2 separate regions of the Homo sapiens genome follow, and region 1 is linked to region 2. The links are chromatin loops, found by intact Hi-C in ENCODE. Cell type or tissue: mammary epithelial cell. All regions are shown on one strand. Links, peaks and the distances in the headings refer to the core of each region. The heading gives the core; the rest is flanking DNA.

Region 1 (9,792 bases), core at 1,094-9,093, 90 kb after region 2:
CCCACACAACAGTTCCCTCCTTCAAGGCTAGCAGGATAATCCCTCACTGCAGTCTGCTAAGATGGTCTGTGTCATATAATACATTCAAAGAAGTTACCATCCCATCAGCAAGAGGGAATAATATCTAAGAAATCATTAATAAAGTCATGGAAGTTATTCTGGCCTTGTGTGAAGTAGATAAGCCTTTGATAATTTCTGCCCATAAATTTAGTTTATTTTATTGGAAATTAGAAACTGCTTAATTATGTGGCCTCATTATAGTGTGTGTTCTTTGACTTCTAAAAAAAAATTGACTTACCAATCAAAAACTTTACTTTTTGACCAGCCCAAAAAGGTAACCAAAATGAACTCAACTAAGTAATAAAAATAAAAACAATTCCTTCAACGCCAGGCTTCCCGCAGCTCTCTGCCCTGCTGCTACTTGTACTAAACATTTCCATAGCTTCCTCTTTCCTGGAGAACGCTGGGATGTGCTGTCAAAAGCAAGTTGTGTGCAGGGGTTTGCAACCTGGGTTTTGTTTTTCTTCTTTGTCATTGTGGATAAGCTCATTGATGATATGGTCCTTGATTAGGACTGAATAGGACCAGCGGTGGGGATATATATAGGTATATAGGACCCAGGATTTCCTGCAGAGCTTGTCATCTTTGGATCACTCACTGTGGAAAATAAAAGAATTCCTCGCCCAGTAGTTCCCTGTGGCTACAGTACCACAAAGCTGTGTTCTTTGGACAGGTTTGGCTGCCCCAGCAGTCCATGAGCGATTTCCTCTTTGTCACTGAGCCACCATCATGAACAAATTGTTTTGTCAGTTGGCCCGGACCTCCAAAGACTCAAGGGTCACGTTAGCAGGAAACTCCAGCTGTGAGTGTGACTGTGAGGTGGCCATGCCTTAAAGAAACTTTCATTTTTGTTTTGAGTTGTCATCATCTTTTCTTGGGTTCAACAACTTTGGATGAAACTGCATCTATTGTTGTTTCTACACCTGGAATTAAGCTGTCCCACTGAGGATAGTCATGGCAACTCCAGGGAAAGACCATGGAAAATAATCAGAAAATCCTTCTGAGAGCCAGAGAAAGAACTCTGCTTTGCATGAAGATGCTCAAAGTGTATCGGAGCCTGTGTCAGCCTTGCATGTGTACCAGGAGTAATCAGACTCCACCACGGGCCCAGTTCTCTTCACCTCTTTCAGCTATAGTTCATCTACTATTCATTTCTTTAGACTTGGGCCAGCCCATCCCCTATCCAGTACTTGCCCTGGGAGGAAGTATATAGAAGGTCTTCAACCCAGATGTGCTGATCATTGTACTCAGATAATTAGTGCTGCCTGGGACTTGATTTGTTTAACTCTTTGAATTCCCCACGTGTTCTTGGCTAATGCTAACTGATTTGATTTGGATTTGTGTCCCCACCCAAATCCCATGTCACACTGTAATCCCCAATGTTGGAGGTGGGGCCTGGTGGGAGGTGACTGTGTCATGGGAGAGTGGAACCTTCATGAGCAGTTTAGCACCATCTCATTGGTGCTGTTCTTATGATAGAGTTCTCATGAGATCTGGTCATTTTAAAGTGTGTGGCACCTCCCCACTCCCTCTCTTCCTCCTGCTCCAGTCATGTAAGACGTGCCTGCTTCCCCTTTGTCTTCTGCCATGACTGAAAGTTTCCTAAGGCCTTCCCAGAAGTTGAGCAGATGCCAGCACCATGCTTCCTGTACAGCCTGTGGACCTGTGGGCCAATTAAATCTCTCTCTCTCCTTTTTTTAAAATAAATTACCCAGCCACAGGTATTTGTTTATAGCAGTGTGAGAAGACACTAATACAGTTTAGTACTTGATCTTGGTTCAGCCACCAATGCTCTGTCTTGTCAATCATGGTTGTCATACTCTTTCTAACCCTAAATGTAAATGTTCCCTTTTAGAGTCCAGACAGTGGCCCTCCCCCAATCCCAGTCCCACTGATACCCAAAGCCCACCTGCCCACGGACGGCAGCTTTTTAAATCAAGGCACCCTGACCCTGTCTGGGCTTCACTCCACCTTCCCTCAGGATAAGACTCAAGCTCCAGGAGAGTGTGGGGCAATGGACAAGGTCAGACTCCAGAGCAAGATAAGCGATGGGATGGGGGTGGAGATGATGACGGTGTCTGTTGCTTTCATTTCCTGGTAGCATACAAATCACTCCAACATTTAATGCTGTGATTAAAGCTATGAAAAATTGTCAAATGAGGTCAAAATGAACTCATCAAAATGACTGGGTCAAAATGGCACTGATATAGGGGTTAAAAAGAAATCACTTAGGCAGATAGGGTATGGGAGTCCTCAGTGAGGCTTTTGTTTTTAATGAAAAGCAGCCCCAAATCATTTTCTAACGAAGAGCAGCCCGTAAAGTTGAGCTGCAGACACAGACAAGCAAGTTGGGAGCTTGCATGGGGGAATGCTGGCAGGAACTAGGGACTGGACATGTTCAAGATGGCGGCTCCATCTTCCCTTTTCAGCCAGCCACGTGTACAGTAAGGAGCAGACAAGAGGGCGCCAACCAAGGGAAGAGTTCACTTGCATAGTAAGATTAGGGTGGGATGACCAGCCTTCCCGCCCCCGCCCCCGCTATGTAAATGTCAAACCTGATCCAACCGATCTGTGAGCCCTATGCAAATCAGACACTGTCTCCTCAAGCCAGACTGTAAAATTGGGTTCATCCGCTACCAGATGGTCTTTTCCGTTCGGAAGACCCCTCTCTCTATAGAGAGAGCTCTTCTTCTTTCTCTTTTCTTCTGTCCGTTAAACCTCCACTCCTAAACTCCTCGTGTGTCCCTGTCCTAAATTTTCCTGGCATGAGAGGATGAATCCAGGGTATATACCCCAGACAACATAGCCACTTCAGCACAATATACATACACACGCCAACTGCTCAGTCCTGGGTGACAACAGCTGTTACAAGGCCACATTAATAACTCCTCATTTAGCTGTGTTTCTAAGTTTAAAGAGCACCTTCATATCTCATTTTTAAATTAATTCTAAAATTATATATTTTTAGATGTTTCAATGCTTCTGAAATTTATAGATGTCTTACATTCAGTGTTTTATAGTCACTGTTGGCTAGACATCAGCAATTATGTAGCTGTCATTGCCTAAGCTTAAAAAAAAACAACAAAAAAAACCATCATCAAAGTCTGAAGGGCAGGTGGCAGTCACCTGGAAAGGTCATGGAACAATCAGGGAGCACTCTTATCATCCGTAGGGACTGTTATTTGGTGAGGGAGAAAAGAAGCAAAAAGTGAATCAGATGAGTATAGCAATTCCTAAAGTAGAAGTCAAAGAAGTCAAACTCTTCAATAATTACAGGGCCATCTTAAGAACTTAGCACCATTGGCTTTAGCTCTTTCATGGGTTCTTTCAAGAAATGCTGTATCGGCCGGGCACGGTCACGCCTGTAATCCCAGCACTTTGGGAGGCAGAGGCAGGCGGATCATGAGGTCAGGAGATGGAGACCATCCTGGCGAACACGGTGAAACCCCAGCTCTACTAAAAATACAAAAAATTAGCCTAGTGTGATGGCGGGCACCTGTAGTCCCAGCTACTTGGGAGGTTGAGGCGGGAGAATGGCGTGAACCCAGGAGGCAGAGCTTGCAGTGAGCCGAGATCACGCCACTGCACGACAGCCTGAGCGACAGAGCAAGACTCCGTCTCAAAAAAAAAAAAAAAAAAAAAAAAGAAAGAAATGCTGTATCATTAAAACTCTTCATGGCACAGAGGACAGCTTATGTAGAAAAACACAGCTATTGGCGACTCTGTATCAAAAAAGCGATTCAGATTAAGATGGCAGATAGGAGGCAGGACTAGCTTGCAGCTCCCGCTCGGATGGACAGAGCAGCATGTGGAGACTCACATCGTGAACTTTTGCTCCAAGAACTACCACTGGAACATACCAGGAAAGCCAAGAGAATCCAAATACCATTTGAAGGAACTGGATCACCAGTGAAGTCTCCCTGAGACGCCAAAAAACTGTGAGTCTGCTTGCTTTCTCAATGGGGAGGCTCATGGTCTGGGGAAAGTTCTCAGCCCTGGTCACTGGCTGCCTGGAAATAGACTCGGTGCTGTTGCCGGGCGGGGCACAGTAGAAGTGAGACTGACTTTTAGGACTGTTGGCTGTATGGGAGCAGGGTGAGGCCTGTGACTGCTGGCTTTCCCCCGCTTAGCTGGCCACTTGTATGACTCAGCAGAGGCAGCTGTTATCCCCCTGGCAACATAACTCCATTAGACTGGGAACCACACTCCTATCGCCCACAACAGCCACAGCAAGCCACGCTCAAGGAGAGACTGAACTCAGACCTGCCTATCCCTGCCACCACCTGGTGGCCTTTCTCTACCCACCCTGGTAGCCAAAGACAAAGATCATAATCTCTTGGGAGCTCTGTGGTCCTGCCCACCTCCTGAGAAACCTGAATACTTAGCAAGGTGTCCTTAGGGCAAGTTTGCATTCCCCCCATAGGACTGCAGCTGATGTGCTTTTGAAAGCAACACCTCCTGGCTGGAGGGCAACCAACACAAAACCAGCACACTAAACAAAAACATAACAAAGGACGCTCAGAGTCTACTTCACTCCCCTGCTACCTCTACTGGAGCAGGTGCTGGGATCCATAGCTGCAAGACCTGAAGACAGGACTTTTTGCAGACACTCCCCCGTACAAGCCCAGAGCCCTGTAGCTCCACTGGGTGGCTAGACCTAGAAGGGCAAAATCAATCACTAGGGTTCAGCTCTCAGGAAACCCCATTCCTAGGGGAAGGGGGAGAAAACCACATCAAGGGAGCACCTCATGGGACAAAAGAATCTGAACAGCAACCTTTGAATCCCGGATCTTCCCTCTGACTTAGTCTACCCAAATGAGAAGGAACCAGAAAAACAATTCTGGTAAAATGATTAAAAAAAAAAAAGGTTATTTAACGCCCCCAAAAGATCATACCAGCTCACCAGCAATGGATCCAAACCAAGACAAAAATCTCTGAATTGCCAGAAAAGAATTCAGAAGGTCAATGATTAAGCTAATCAAGGAGGCATCAGAGAATGGTGAAGTCCAACTTAAATCAAAAACATGATACAAGATATGAAAGGAAAATTCTTCAGTGAAATAAATAGCATAAATAAAAAACAATCACAACTTCTTGAAATCAAGGATGCACTTAGAGAAATGAAAAAGGCATTGGAAAGTCTCAGCAATAGAACTGAACAAGAAAGATTCTTGAAATTCTTTCCTTCTTCTTGACTTTGGATAACCTGATGACTACGTGCAACTCTGAAGAAAGAACTTAAGAGCTCAAAGACAAGGCTTTTGAATTAACCCAATCCATAACAGACAAAGAAAAAATAATTTAAAAATGAACTAAAGCCTCCAAGAAGTTTGGGACTATGTCAAATGTCCAAACCTAAAAATAATTGGTGTTCCAAGGAAGAAGAGGAATCTAAAAGTTTGGAAAACATATTTGAGGGAATAATGGAGGAAAATTTCCTCAGCCTTGCTAGAGATCTAGACATCTAAATATAAGAAGATTAAAGAACACCTGGGGAATTCATTGCAAAAAGATCATTGCCTAGGCACGTAGCCATCATGTTATCTAAAGTCAAAATGAAGGAAATAATCTTAAGAGCTGTAAGGCAAAAACATCAAGTAGCCTATAAAGGAAAACCTGTCAAATTAACAGGAGATTTCTCAGAAGAAACCCTACAGACTAAAACAGATTGGGGTCTTATTTTTAGCCTCCTTAAACAAAACAATTATCAGCCAAGAAGTTTGTATCCAGCTCAACTAAGCTTCATAAATGAAGGAAAAATACAATCTTTTCCAGACAGACAATTGCTGAGAAATTTGCCACCATCAAGCCAGCACTATAAGAACTGCTAAAAGGAGCTCTAAATCTTGAAACAAATCCTCAAAATACACCAAAATAGAACCTCTTTAAAGCATTAATCTCACATGACTTATATAACAATAACAAAATTTAAAAAATAAGGTATTAAGGCAACAAATAACCCAATGAATATAATAGTACCTCATATCTCAATACTAACATTAAATGTAAATGGCCTAAATGCCCCACTTAAAAGATACCAAATGACAGAATGGATAAGAATTCAGCAACCAAGTTTTTCCTGTCTTCAGGAGACTCACCTAACACACAAGTACTCACATAAACTTAAGGTAGGGGGGTGGAAAAAGATATTCCATGCAAATGGACACTGAAAGTGAGCAGGAGTAGTTATTCTCATATGAGACAAAACAAACTTTAAAGCAACAGCAGTTAAAAAAGACAAAGAGACATTACATAATGATAAAAGGATGAGTCCAACAGGAAAATGTCACAATTCTAAATATATATGCATTTAACACTGGAGCTCCCAAATTCGTTAAACAGTAACTACTAGACCTAAGAAATGAGATAGATGGCAACACAATAATAGTGGGGGACTTTAATACTCCACTGATAGCACTAGACAGGTCATCAAGACAGAAAGTCAACAAAGAAACAATGAACTTAAACTATTCCCTACAAGAAATGGACTTAACAGATATTTATAGAACATCCTACCCAATAACTGCAGAATATACCTTCTATTCATCAGCACATGGAACATTCTCCAAGGTAGACCATATGACAGGCCACAAAACAAGTCTCAGTCAATTTAAGAAAATCTAAATTATGTCGAGTACTCTCTCAGACCATAGTGGAAAAAAGTTGGAAATCAACTCCAAAAGGAACCCTAAAATCTTGCAAATACATGAAAATTAAATAACCTTCTCCTGAATGATATTGGATCAACAATGAAATCAAGATGGAAATTTGAAAATTATTTGAACTGAACAATAATAGGAACACAATCTATCAAAACCTCTGTGATACAGCAAAAGTGATGCTAAGAGGAAAGTTCATAGCATTAAATGCCTACATCAAAAAGTCTGAAAGACCACAAATAGACAATCTAAGGTCACACGCCACAGAACTTGGGAAAGAAGAACAATCCAAAATCAAACCCAGCAGAATAAAAGAAATAACAAAGATCAGAGCAGAACTAAATGAAACTGAAACAAAAAAACAAACAAACAAACAAATACAAAAGATAAGTGGAACAAAAAGCTAGTTCTTTGAAAAGATAAACAAAATTGATAGACCATTAGCAAGATTAACCAAGAAAAGAAGAGAAAATATTCAAACAAGCTCAATTCGAAGAAAAATGGGAGATATTGCAACTCATACTACAGAAATACAAAAGATTTTTCAAGGCCTCTATGAGCACCTTTACGTGCATGAACTAGAAAACCTAGAGGAGATGGATAAATTCTTGGAAATATACAATCCTCCTAGATTAAACCAGGAAGATATAAAATCTCTGAACATACCAGTAACAAGCAGCGAGACTGAAATGGTAATTAAAAAATTGCCAACAAAAAAAGTTCAGGACCAGACAGATTCACAGCTGAATTTTATTAGACATTCAAAGAAGCATTGGTACCAATCCTATTCACACTATTCCACAAGGTAAAAAGGGAATCCTCCCTAAATCGTTATATGAAGCCACTATCACCCTAATACCCAAACCAGCAAAGGACATAACAAAGAAAACCACAGACCAATATCCCTGATGAACATAGATACAAAAATCCTCAACAAAATACTAGCAAACTGAATCCAACAGCATATCAAAAAGATAATCTACCATGATCAAATGGGTTTCATGCCAGGGATGCAGGTATGACCTACATACGTAGGTCAATAAATGTAATATACCACGTAAATGGAATTAAAAACAAAAATCACATGATCATCTCAATAGACACAGAAAAAGCATTTGACAAAATTCAGCATCCCTTTGATTAAAACCCTCAGCAAAATCAGCATACCAGGGACATACCTTAAGGTAATAAAAGCCGTCTACAACAAACCCACAGCCAACATTATACTGAATGGGAAAAAGGTGAAAGCATTCTCGCTGAGAACTGGAACAAGACAAGGATGCCCACTTTCACCACCTCTATTCAACATAGTATTGGAAGTCCTAGACAGAGCAGTCAGACAAGAGAAAGAAATCAAGGGCATCCAAATCAGTAAAGAGGAAGTCAAACTGTCACTGTTTGTTGATGATATGATCGTATACCTAGAAAACCCTAAAGACTCATCCAGAAAGATCCTATAACTGGTAAATGAATTCAGCAAAGTTTCAGGATACAAAATTAATGTACACAAATCAGTAGCTCTGCTATAGACCAACAGCAACTAAGCTGAGAATCAAATTAAGAATTCAACCCTTTTCCTAATAGCTGAAAAAAAAAAAAAAAACTTAGAAATATACCTAACCCCAAGGACCTGAAAGACCTCTACAAGGAAAACTACAAAATACTGCTGAAAGAAATCATAGATGGTACAAACAAATGGAAACATATCCCATGCTCATGGATGGGTAGAATCAATATTGTGAAAATGACCATACTGCCAAAAGCAATCTACAAATTCGATGCAATTCCCATCAAAATACCATCAGCATTCTTCACAGAACTAGAAGAAACAACCCTAAAATTCATATAGAACCAAAAAAAAAAAAAAAAAAAAAAAAAAAAGAGCCTGCATAGCCAAAGCAAGACTAAGCAAAAAGAACAAATCTGGAAGCATCTCATTACCTGACTTCAAAGTGTACTATAAGGCTATAGTCACCAAAACAGCATGGTACTGTTTTAAAAATAGGCACATAGACTGCTGGAACAGAATAGAGAACCCAGAAATAAAGCCAAATATTCATAGCCAACTGGTCATCAACAAAACAAACAAAAACATAAAGTAAAGAAAGGACATCCTATTCAACAAATGGTGCTGGGATAATTGGTAAGCCACATGTAGAAGAATGAAACCGGATCCTCACCTGTCATACAAAAATCAACTCAAGAGGGATCAAAGACTTAAATCTAAGACATGAAACCATAAAGATTCTAGAAGATAATGTCAGAAAAACCCTTCTAAACATTGGCTTAGGCAAGACTTTATGACCAAGAACCCAAAAGCAAATGCAACAAAAACAAAGATAAATAGATGGGACTTAATTAAACTACAAAGCTTCTGCACAGCAAAGAAATAATCAGCAGAGTAAATAGACAACCCACAGAGTGGGAGAAAATCTTTACAATGTATACATCTGACAAAGGACTAATATCCAGAATCTACAACAAACTCAAACAAATTAGCAAGAAAAAAAAGACAATCCCATCAAAAAGTGGGCTAAGGACATGAATTGACAATTCTCAAAAAAAAAGATGTACAAATGGCCAATGAGCATATGGAAATATGCTCAACATCACTAATTATCAGAGAAATGCAAATCAAAACCACAATGCGATACCACCTTACTCCAGCAAGAACAGCCCTAATCAAAAAATCAAAAAGAAAGTAAATGTTGGCGTGAATGCCGTGAAAAGGGAACACTTTTACACTGTTATCGGGAATGTAAGCTAGTACAACCACTATGGAAAGCAGCGTGGAGATTCCCTAAAGAACTAAAAGTAGATCTACCATTTGATCCAGTAATCCCACTATTAGTTATCTACCAAGAGGAAAAGAAGTTATTATATGAAAAAGATACTTGCACACGCATGTTTACAGCAGCAAAATTTGCAACTGCAAAAATATGGAACCAGCCCAAATGCCCATCAATCAGAGTGAATAAAGAAACTGTTCTATGTATCTACCATGGAATACTACTCAGCCATAGAAAGGAGTGAAATAATGGGATTCACAGCAACCTGGATGGAATTGGAGGCT
Region 2 (9,792 bases), core at 1,255-9,254:
AGACATTTTTTTCACTAAGTCTTTGAAATCTGGTGCATATTTTGCCTTATATCACATACCAATTTAGACAAGACACATTTCAACTGTTAATAGCCATATGTGGTTACTGGCTACCACATTGAACACCGCAGATCTAGTGGAACTTCACATTCTGCATAGATGAAAATATGGTTTAGAACAGTGCATCTCAAACTATCTCTAGTGAAGAATTGGTGTTTCTGTTGCTTTTTAAAGGAAACTTCAAGTTTGTTTTGGACTGATACTTTTGTAAAGTGGAAATAAAAAAGAATTACTGGAAAAAAATAAAATCAAGGGCCGGGCATGGTGGCTCACACCTGTAATCCCAGCACTTTGGGAGGCCAAGGTGGGCGGATCACTTGAGCTCAGGAGTTTGAGACGAGCCTGGCCAACATGATGAAACCCCATCTTTACTAAAAATACAAAAAAATTGGCCAAGCGTGGTGGTGGACACCTGTAATCCCAGCTACTAGGGAGGCTGAGGCAGGAGAACCACTTGAACCTGGGAGGTGGAGGTTGCAGTGAGCCAAGATTGCACCACCACACTCCAGCCCGGGTGACAGAGCTAGACTCCGTCTCAAAATAAATAAATAAATAAATAAAAAGGAAATGTAAAATGCAAGCTTGATTTTTAAATGTCAGATTCAATAGACATTATATCCTATACTCTTACTTTGAATTTCTGCATTTTTCTTGTCACAGGCCAATAATACAGACTTCACAGAGCCCAGACAGTCTGCAGGGATCCTGGTCTAGAATGTGGTGGGGCTCACTTGTCCTCTAATCAATCTTGTTAATTCCTGCCTCACTTATAGTTGACTAAAAAGATGGCATGCCTCTGGTGATTTGATTCTCAGAGGCCCCAGCTAGGGAAACAGTGCTGCCCTCATTTGTCCAGTAAACAAGTCTATGCACACGCAGCACGAATTCTGTTTGCACTTTCTCCAGTCTCTCAGAGTCTGGGTTAATCTATTTTTGTTTGTTTGTTTTTGTTTTCCAGGCCTTACAGAAAGTCTCTCAAAGGCAACTTCCCTCTTCAGTCTTTTTAGCACAAACTTCATGAGAGTTTCAGTTTTCCATCTCTTTTCTTTAGAGACAGGATCTTGCTCTGTCCCCCAGACTGGAGTGCAGTGGTGCGGTGGCCCAATTACGGCTCACTGCAGCCGTCCCGGGCCCAAGTGACCCCCCACCTCAGCCTCCTAAGTATCTGGGACCACAGGCTCTTGCCACCACGCCTGGCTGATTTTTTAAATTTTTTTAGAGTTGAGCTCTCCCTATGTTGCCCAGGCTGGTCTTGAACTCCTGAACTCAAGTGACCCTACTCCCTTGGCCTCCCAAAGTGCTGGGATTATAGGAATGAGCCACCGAGCCTCGCCAATTTTCCATCTTTTTAATACAATTATAACAGGGAGTTAGATTTGAGCCTAAAATGAGTTTCATATAGGATTCAAACAGATCAAAAGAATGAAAAGGAAAGTCAGCCAGTGGTCTCACTGAGTGCCTGAGGGGTCTCTTCCTGGGAGAGAGTGGACCAGGAGCATTGACACTGCTGCGACAAGAGACAGAGCCCTCGCTCCACAGGACGATGCTTACTCATGGCTTAATAACCATTTGTCCAGCACCTCCTGTGCATAGACCATGTACTTTATATAGATTATGACCTTTAGCACTTCCCCTGAAATCAGGGAGCAGGGCTAAATATAATTTAATTCTTTATTTATTTACTTATTTATTTTGAGACAGAGTCTCGCTCTGTTACCCAGGCTGGAATGAAATGGCATCATCTTGGCTTACTGCAACCTCCATCTCCCGGGTTCAAGCAATTCTCCTGCCTCAACCTCCTGAGTAACTGGGATTACAGGTGTGAGCCACGGTGCCCAGCCTATAATTTTATTCTTTGGAGGTAAAACTTTCACTTAGTTCAAAATTCAAAATTTACTAAAGGATATACAGTGAAAACACAGCAAAAAGTCTTTCTCTCATCCTGTCTCATGCCACCCAGGTGTTCTTGACACTGGCACCCATTTTTATAAGCTTCTTGTGTATCTTCCTAGACATCTTTCATGCTTCTGCAAAGACACATTTTTCCCCATTGTTTTGTCTCTCTCCTCCATTTGTCATTGTATCATGGTAATTATTCTAGATCAGATATTAAGTGTTTCCTCATCCATTTTTAGAGCTGCAAACATTTCCTTTGAATGGATAAATTATCATTTATTTAACCAGCCTCCTACTGTCAGAAATTTGTTTCTAGTGTTTTTTTTTTTTTTGCAATTGTAAACAATGCTGCAAATAATATATTGCATCATTGTTACTTGTTTTATGTATTAATGTATTATGTATTAATGTATGTGTGGGATAAATTCCTAGAAATAGACTTCCTGGGCCAAAGGGTTTGTGCATTTGTAATTTTGAGAGTACTTCCAATCTGCCTTCTCAGCAATGTGTGAGAGTGCCTATTACTTTATTTTTAATTTTTATTTTATTTTATTATTTTTTTGAGACTGAGTCACTCTGTCACCCAAGCCAGAGTGCAGTGGCAAAATTTTGGCTCACTGCAACCTCCGCCTCCCAGGTTCAAGTGATTCTCCCCGCTCAGCTTCCCAGGTAGCTGGGATTACAGGCGTGCGTCACTACACACTGGCTATTTTTTAAATTATTATTATTTTTAGTAGAGACGGGGTTTCACCATGTTGGCCAGGCTGGTCTCGAACTCCTGACCTCAAGTGTTCCTCCTGCCTCGGCCTCCCAAAATGCTGAGATTGCAGGCATGAGCCACTGTGCCTGGCCGAGGGTGCCTATTACTTTAAACCCTCACCAAGAGAGTAGCATCAATTTTTTTCTAATATAAGTAAAAACTGGTGTCATTGTTTTACTTTGCATTTATTTTCTCATAAGTTAGGTTGAGTATCTTTTAGAGTTTTAGGCTCATTTGAATTTTCTATTCTGTTAACTATAGCTTTTGTAAAACTTTTAATTATCTTTTCTATTGTTTTATGATAATTATTTCTAAATTAGGGAGATTAGTTCCTTGACTACAATGAGCCCCCTCATTTGCCATTTGTCCTTTGACTTTGGTATTGTAGCTTTTGCTATGTAAATATTTTTAATTTTATATGATAAAATATATTAATTTTTTTTTCTTTGCTTAGAGCTAAGAAAGGCTTCCCCATTTCAGGATTATTTTAAAATTATCTCATTTTTTCTTCTAATTCTTTGTGATTTTATTGCTTGCATTTAAGACTTTACAGTATCCAGAATTTGGGCCAGGCACTGGTGGGTCACACCCATAATCCCAGCACTTTGAGAAGCCGAGGCAGGCACATCACTTGAGGCCAGGAGTTCAAGAGCAGCCTGGCCAACATGATGAAAACCTGTCTCTACTAAAAATACAAAAATTAGCTGGGCGTGGTATTGCGCACCTGTAATCCCAGCTACTCAGGAAGCTGAGGCAGGAGAATTACTTGAACCCAGGAGGCGGATGTTGCAGTAAGCCAAGATGGCTTCCAGCCTGGGTGAGAGAGGAAGACTCTGTCTCCAAAACCAAACTAGCAAAAATGTATCTGGAATTTATCCTAGTATAATATATGAATAGTATCTAATTTATTTTTTTCTAGGTGGCTACCCATTTGTCCTACCACCATTTATTAAATAATCCATCTTTTTCTCAGGAATTTAAATCCTACCTTTAATATATAGTAAATGTCAATTTGTATTGGGGTCTGTTTTTTTGTATTGATTTGTCTATTCATGTGCCAATATATCATACTGTTTTAACTTTACAACTTTATGTTTTAATATCTGAAATGGCTTATCACTCTTATTTTCAGAAACTCCCTTGCTTTTTTGTTGTTGTTATTTGTTTTTTGTTGTTGTTGTTTTTTTGAAATGGAGTTTTTGCTCTGTCACCCAGGCTGGAGTGCAGTGGCTCACTGCAACCTTTGCTTTATGGACTCAACCAATTCTCCTGCCTTAGCCTCCTGAGTAGCTGGGACTACAGGTGCACGCCACCATGCCTGGCTAATTTTTAAGTTTTTAGTAGAAACGGAGTTTCACCATGTTGGCCAGGCTGGTTGCTGTCTGTTTAGTTTTTAATATGAACTTTAGAATCTGCCAATTTCCAACAAAACCTGGTTGGTATTTTTATTGGGATTGTATTAAATTAATAGATGAATTTAGAAAGAATTAACATCTACGTGATGTTTTGTCTTCCTGCAAACGTGATGTACCCTCCCATTTGTTTACATTTTTTTGTTTCTCTCAGTAGTGTGTTTAAAGTTTTCTTCATATAAATCATGCCCATTTCCTGTTAGGTTTGTTCTTAGATTGTTTATCTTTTTTTATTGCTACTATAGAGTTTTTTTTTCCATTATGTTTACTCATCTACTTTTTTTTTTTTGGTAAGAAATGGGGGTCTTACTATGTTGCCCAGGCTGAGCTCATCCTCCCACCTGGGCTTCCCAAAATGCTGAGTGACTGTTTTCAGTATTCTTTTTCTTTTTCAGACAGGGTCTTGCTCTGTCACCCAGGCTGGAGTGCAGTGGCGCGGTCTCGGCTCACTGCAACCTCCACCTCCCGGATTCAAGGGATCCTCCTGCCTCAGCCTCCTGAGTAGCTGGGACGACAGGCACCTGCCATCATGTCTGGCTAATTTTTGTATTTTAGTAGAGACGGGGTTTCACCATGTTGGCCAGGCTGGTCTCGAGCTCCTGACCTCAGGTGATCCGCCTACCTTGGCCTCCCAAAGTGCTGAGATTACAGGCATGAGCCACCGTGCCTGGCCCCAGTGTTCTTATTTTTACAGATGAGTAGACTGACACTGAGAGAGGTGACTCACTCAAAATCTCACCAAGAGTTATGGCAGAGATGGAACTTGACCCTAGGTCTTCTGATTATACCCTCTACACCAACTTGGAGATAGAAACCGTCCTCTCTTTAACATACACTTTGGTGACAGATACCTATGATGGCTCTCACATGTTTGTTCCTTCTTAGAGCTTAAAGGAACCTCAAAAATGATCTAGCCCATTCTCGTTTTAGTCATGAGGAGAATGGCGCAGTATTATCAAAGAGCAGACTGAAATTCACAGGTGCAAGGGGGAAAATAGATTTCTATGTGCTCCTGTCATCTTTGACCAATTCCTTTTTCATGAGAGCAGCTTCAAAATGTGAGGGAGGCTTCTCTACATTGGAGCTGGAAATCATAACTTGCAGCCTGGATTTACACTTTAATTGGTAATGCTATTTTATTCATGCTGCTGAATTTTTTCATGAAACTGAAATTACCAGGACGGTTTCTATTTTACATACTTGTTTAAAATACTGCATTTTGCTCTGCTACTATAAAATGCACAACAGAAAGTTGTTGGCTTTTTTCTTCTTTTTTGGTTTCAGCACATTTCATTTTATTTTAAAGTAATTGTAGTTTCTGCTGACTACCATCTTCTATTTTTTCAAGGAACCCAAGAATGGAAAGGTGGCCAGTTATTACTCTCAGGGACCTGCAGAGGGAGCTCAGTGGTTTGTTTGTTTATTTTTTTCTCCAATGCCTGTGGGTCCATTGGTTAATGTGGGAGAGCTTAGAACTATGTCATCATCAGCTTGCTGCTTATCAACTATGTATTTTTGAGGAGTCAAGGTAATTGTTCCTTTCCCTACAGCTTCACTATATAATGGATTACCACTCTGGGACCGGGTTCAGTGCATAGGTAGTTTTAGTCAAATGTACTCTGCAGTGCTTCTGAAAACCTCTGGAAAATCTCCCTTCTAGGGATGGACCACAATACATCTTCTGGCTTGGGTGCTGGGGAAATGTGGTATTAGACCAGGAAGCCCCAGAAACAAAGAAGCTTCCTACTGGGCCTGGGGATGATCATCTTTTCCTTCTTTCTTTCTTTCTTTCGTTCTTTTCCTTCCTTTCTTCCTTTCCTTCCTTCCTTCCTTTCCTTCCTTTCTTTTTCTTCTTTCTTTCTTTCTTTCTTTCTTTCTTTCTTTCTTTCTTTCTTTCTTCCTTTCCTCCTCCTCTTCCTTCTTCTTCTCCCTCTCCTTCTTCCTTCTTTCTTCTTTTCTTTTTTTTTTTTTTTTGAGATGGAGTCTTGCTCTGTCACCCAGGCTGGAGTGCAGTGGCATGATCTTGGCTCACTGCAACCTCTGCCTCCCAGATTCAAGTGATTCTCCTATCTCAGCCTCCCAAGTAGCTGGGACTACAGGTGCCCACCACCACACTGGGTTAATTTCTGTACTTTTAGTAGAGATGAGGTTTCACCATGTTAGACAGGCTGGTCCCGAACTCCTGACCTCAGGCAATCCACCTGCCTTGGCTTCCCAAAGTGCTGGGATTATAGGCGTGAAACACCACGCCCAGTCTTTTTCTTTTTTTAAAAAATAATAAATTAGGCTGAGGGTGATGGCTCACATCTGTAATCTCAGCACTTTGGGAGGCTGAGGTGGGAGGATCACTTGAGCCCAGGAGGCAGAGGTTGCAGTAAGCTGAGATCGTGCCACTGTATTCTACCCTGGGTGACAGAACAAGGCCCTGTCTCGAAAACAAATAAATAATTTCATTTGCATTTCCTTAGACTGATTTTTTTCTTGGTAAAATGTTTTCCCACTGAGTGAGGTCCCCTTAGCATCTCAACAATGAAAAGTAACAGAAGTCGTAACAGATAAAAAGCTAACATCAATTTAAAGAGCAGCATTTTATTTTTTACTGTTTAGAGACGGGGTCTCACTATGTTGCCCAGGCTGAGCTCCAACTTCTGGCCTCAAGCGATCCTCCACACTCAGCCTCCTGAGTTACAGGTGTGAGCCACTGCGCCTGGCCCAAGAGCAGCATTTTAAATCAAGGGGCACTACAATTGCAAAGCGTTCTGATCTGTTGATCTACGTAGTGCTTTTGTAAGAGGTGCTGAGAAGCCAAGGTTCTACAGAAGTGAGGAAGATATTTTTTAAAACAGTGATCTCACTGAAAAAAATCCCCCAGGTTTCCCTCCCAAAAAGCTGAAGGTATTTCCTGAGGGTGAAGTCAAACCTAAAAGGGCTATCATCCTAGTCAGACTGTGGTTCAGACTTAGGCAAAGTGAGATGAAAAATGTTCTTTCAGCAGGAATCATTTTCTGAATCTGTTATGCAGGATGATTTCATTCAAATGGGACTACCAATTTTCCAATTAAAACGTGAGACTAGAAAAGTAATATTGTAGGTGCACATTTCCTATGTGGTACAGACTTTATTTTATTTCGGTAATGGGTACGGATGCGGCACAGCCTTGATTAAACACTGAGGAACTCAATGAAGGATCTAAATTAGTTGCAGTAGAATAATTCCTGGGGCCTTTGTTAGCATGCATGAACTTATTTATGAACCAGGGAAGCCTTATTCTCGGAGGTAGAATTTTTGTAATCTTGCCAGAGGAGGCGTTTATGGTTTATATCTATGTCAAAGGCAACGTTATTGTTGTGATCTTTGTTTAACAACCTCCACCACAACAAAAAGCACCAGAACAGTATGGTGGAAGAGGCTGATTAAATTTTTAAGTTAATGTCCTTGAATTCAAGGTTGCATGACCTAAAAGCATGGCATTTGTCACATGTCTAGGTGCTCAGTAAACATATGTTGAATGAATTAAATGAATTACTTTTGTCTCCCACTATGAACTGTACACCTGGGCCCATTTCCTGAGATGACATAAAGGAAACACCTATGCGTCTCTACAGGTTATTGAGTGTCTTCTTGGGCTGGACTCAGAAAACAAAGGGTAAGCAGCTGACCCAGGGCGGCTCAGATAGCTGCCAAGAGACACAGCTGGAGACGTGGGGCTTGCGGGAAAAAACCTGGCTGGCTTGGGTGCTGGGGAAATGTAGCGTTAGACCAGGAAGCCCCAGAAACAAAGAAGCTTCCTGCCGGGCCAGGGGACGATCATCTTCTTTCTTCTTCTTTTTAAAAAAATAATACATTAATTAGGCCAGATGCGGTGGCTCATGTCTGTAATCCCAGCACTTTGGGAGGCTGAGGTGGGAGGATCGCTTGAGCCCAGGAGTTTGAGACCAGCCTGGGCAACATGGAGAAACCCCATTTCTACTTACTAAAAATACAAAAAATTAGCCAGGCACGGTGGCCTACACCTATAGTCCCAGCTACTCAGGAGGCCAAGGGAAGAGGACCACCTGAGCTACAGAAGTGGAGGCTGCAGTGAGCCATGATTGTGCCACTGCACTCCATCCTGGGTGATGGGAGAGAGACACTGTCTCAAAAATAAATAAATAAATAAAATTAATTAATTAATTCTCCCAGCTTTATTAAGGTATAACTGACAAAAATTGTATATGTTACAGTACATAATATGATGTTTTGAACTACACATACATTGTAAAATGGCTAAATTCAGCTAATGTACATATCCATTCCCTAACATATTTATCATTTTAAAAAATAATTTATTTTTTATTTTTACTTTTGAGGCATGGTCTCCCTCTGTCACTCAGGCTGGAGTGCAGTGGCACGGTCATGGCTCACTGCAGCCTTGACCTTCTGGGCTCAAGTGATCTTCCCACCTCAGCTTCCAGAGCAGCAGGGACCACAGGTATGCACCAGCATGCGAGGCTAATTTTTTTACTTTTTGAAGAGATGGTGTTTCACTATGTTGCCCAGGCTGGTCTTGAACTCCTGGGCTCAAATGATCCTCCCTGCTTGGCCTCCCAAAGTGCTGGGATTATAGGCATGAGCCACCACACATGGCCTTAATAAGGTACTTTTTTTTGTGAGGAGAACATTAAAGATCTACTCTCAGTAATTTTCAAGTATAGGCTACATTAGCTACATTGTTATTAACTGTAGTCTTCATGCTGTACAATAAATCTCCAGAACTCTTTCATTCAGTCTAACTGAAATTTTGTACCCTTTGACTAACCTCTCCCCATTCCCAGCCAAGACCATCTCCTTCCTTCTGACCCTGACTTCCACCCCCACCCACCCCCATCCAGCTACATCGATTTCTTTACTTTTGAAATTGTGTGTTATTTGTTTCAAATCTCAGGAGTAATGTGTGTTCCTTGTGAAAATAAAAACTAAAGCACAAAGGAGAAAGTTACCCATAATCCTGGTACCCAGGGCAGAGATCATGCATATTTTAGTGTATGACGCTTTCGTGCTTGTGCCTAAATATGCCTGTGTATAAATATGACTTTTATACGAGCATACATGTGTGTTTTTACAATATTAGGATGTATGATACGTATTGTTTCACATGGTTAGTGTTATTAAAACACAGTGTTTCTTAGAACATGTGTTTTATGCCTCCATAACCTAACCAATGCATGTGACATGTGGTTCTGGAGACTAACTCCATCAGATCAAATGGTGGCTCTTGGCTCTTCTATTTGATCGTTAGGTGACTTCAGGCAAATTACTAATTTCCGTGTACTTTTAGTTTTCTTTTCTTTCTCTTTTTTAATTTAAAAATGTTAATCCCATTATTTACTTAATGAGTTTCCTTATCTCTAAAATGAGAAAGATAATATCTATCTCACATTGTTGTAATGGAGATTAAAATATGTTAATCGGTAAAGTGTTTAGAACATCGCCTGGCACGTAGTGGACTCTTAATAAATATTATCATTTACCACTAATATTAGTAATATGAGCAATAGCATGAGGAGTAATTTAACAACTCTCTTAATTGTGGGATATTCAGGTCTCAGGTTTCTGATACTATAAATAATTCATTAGAACATCCTTGTAGACAAATTTCTGCACACATATCAGTATTTCCTCCAA

What was found. Hi-C counts contacts between places; a loop is a spot of excess contacts. Peaks named below come from ENCODE experiments on the same cell type or tissue, not always from the same donor. Only the 100,000 strongest peaks of a DNase experiment are listed, where the experiment ranks them.
Region 1: a loop joins it to region 2, with 10 times the contacts of the local background. A loop is called at or near these places in 2 of 110 quality-filtered maps.

The regions. Positions count from the first base shown.
Region 1 is chr10:30,146,626-30,156,417 of GRCh38, reverse strand. No RefSeq gene overlaps it. Among named protein-coding and RNA genes, the nearest start is that of JCAD, 92 kb to the right of the region's middle. RefSeq lists a silencer at 766-825 and an enhancer at 4,348-4,397. In mammary epithelial cell, for the core only: a CTCF peak has its summit at 4,341 (motif pointing left); a DNase peak (open chromatin) is centred at 4,177; H3K27ac peaks cover 809 bases.
Region 2 is chr10:30,237,050-30,246,841 of GRCh38, reverse strand. No RefSeq gene overlaps it. Among named protein-coding and RNA genes, the nearest start is that of MTPAP, 110 kb to the left of the region's middle. In mammary epithelial cell, for the core only: a CTCF peak has its summit at 5,514 (motif pointing right); a DNase peak (open chromatin) is centred at 5,551; H3K27me3 peaks cover 120 bases.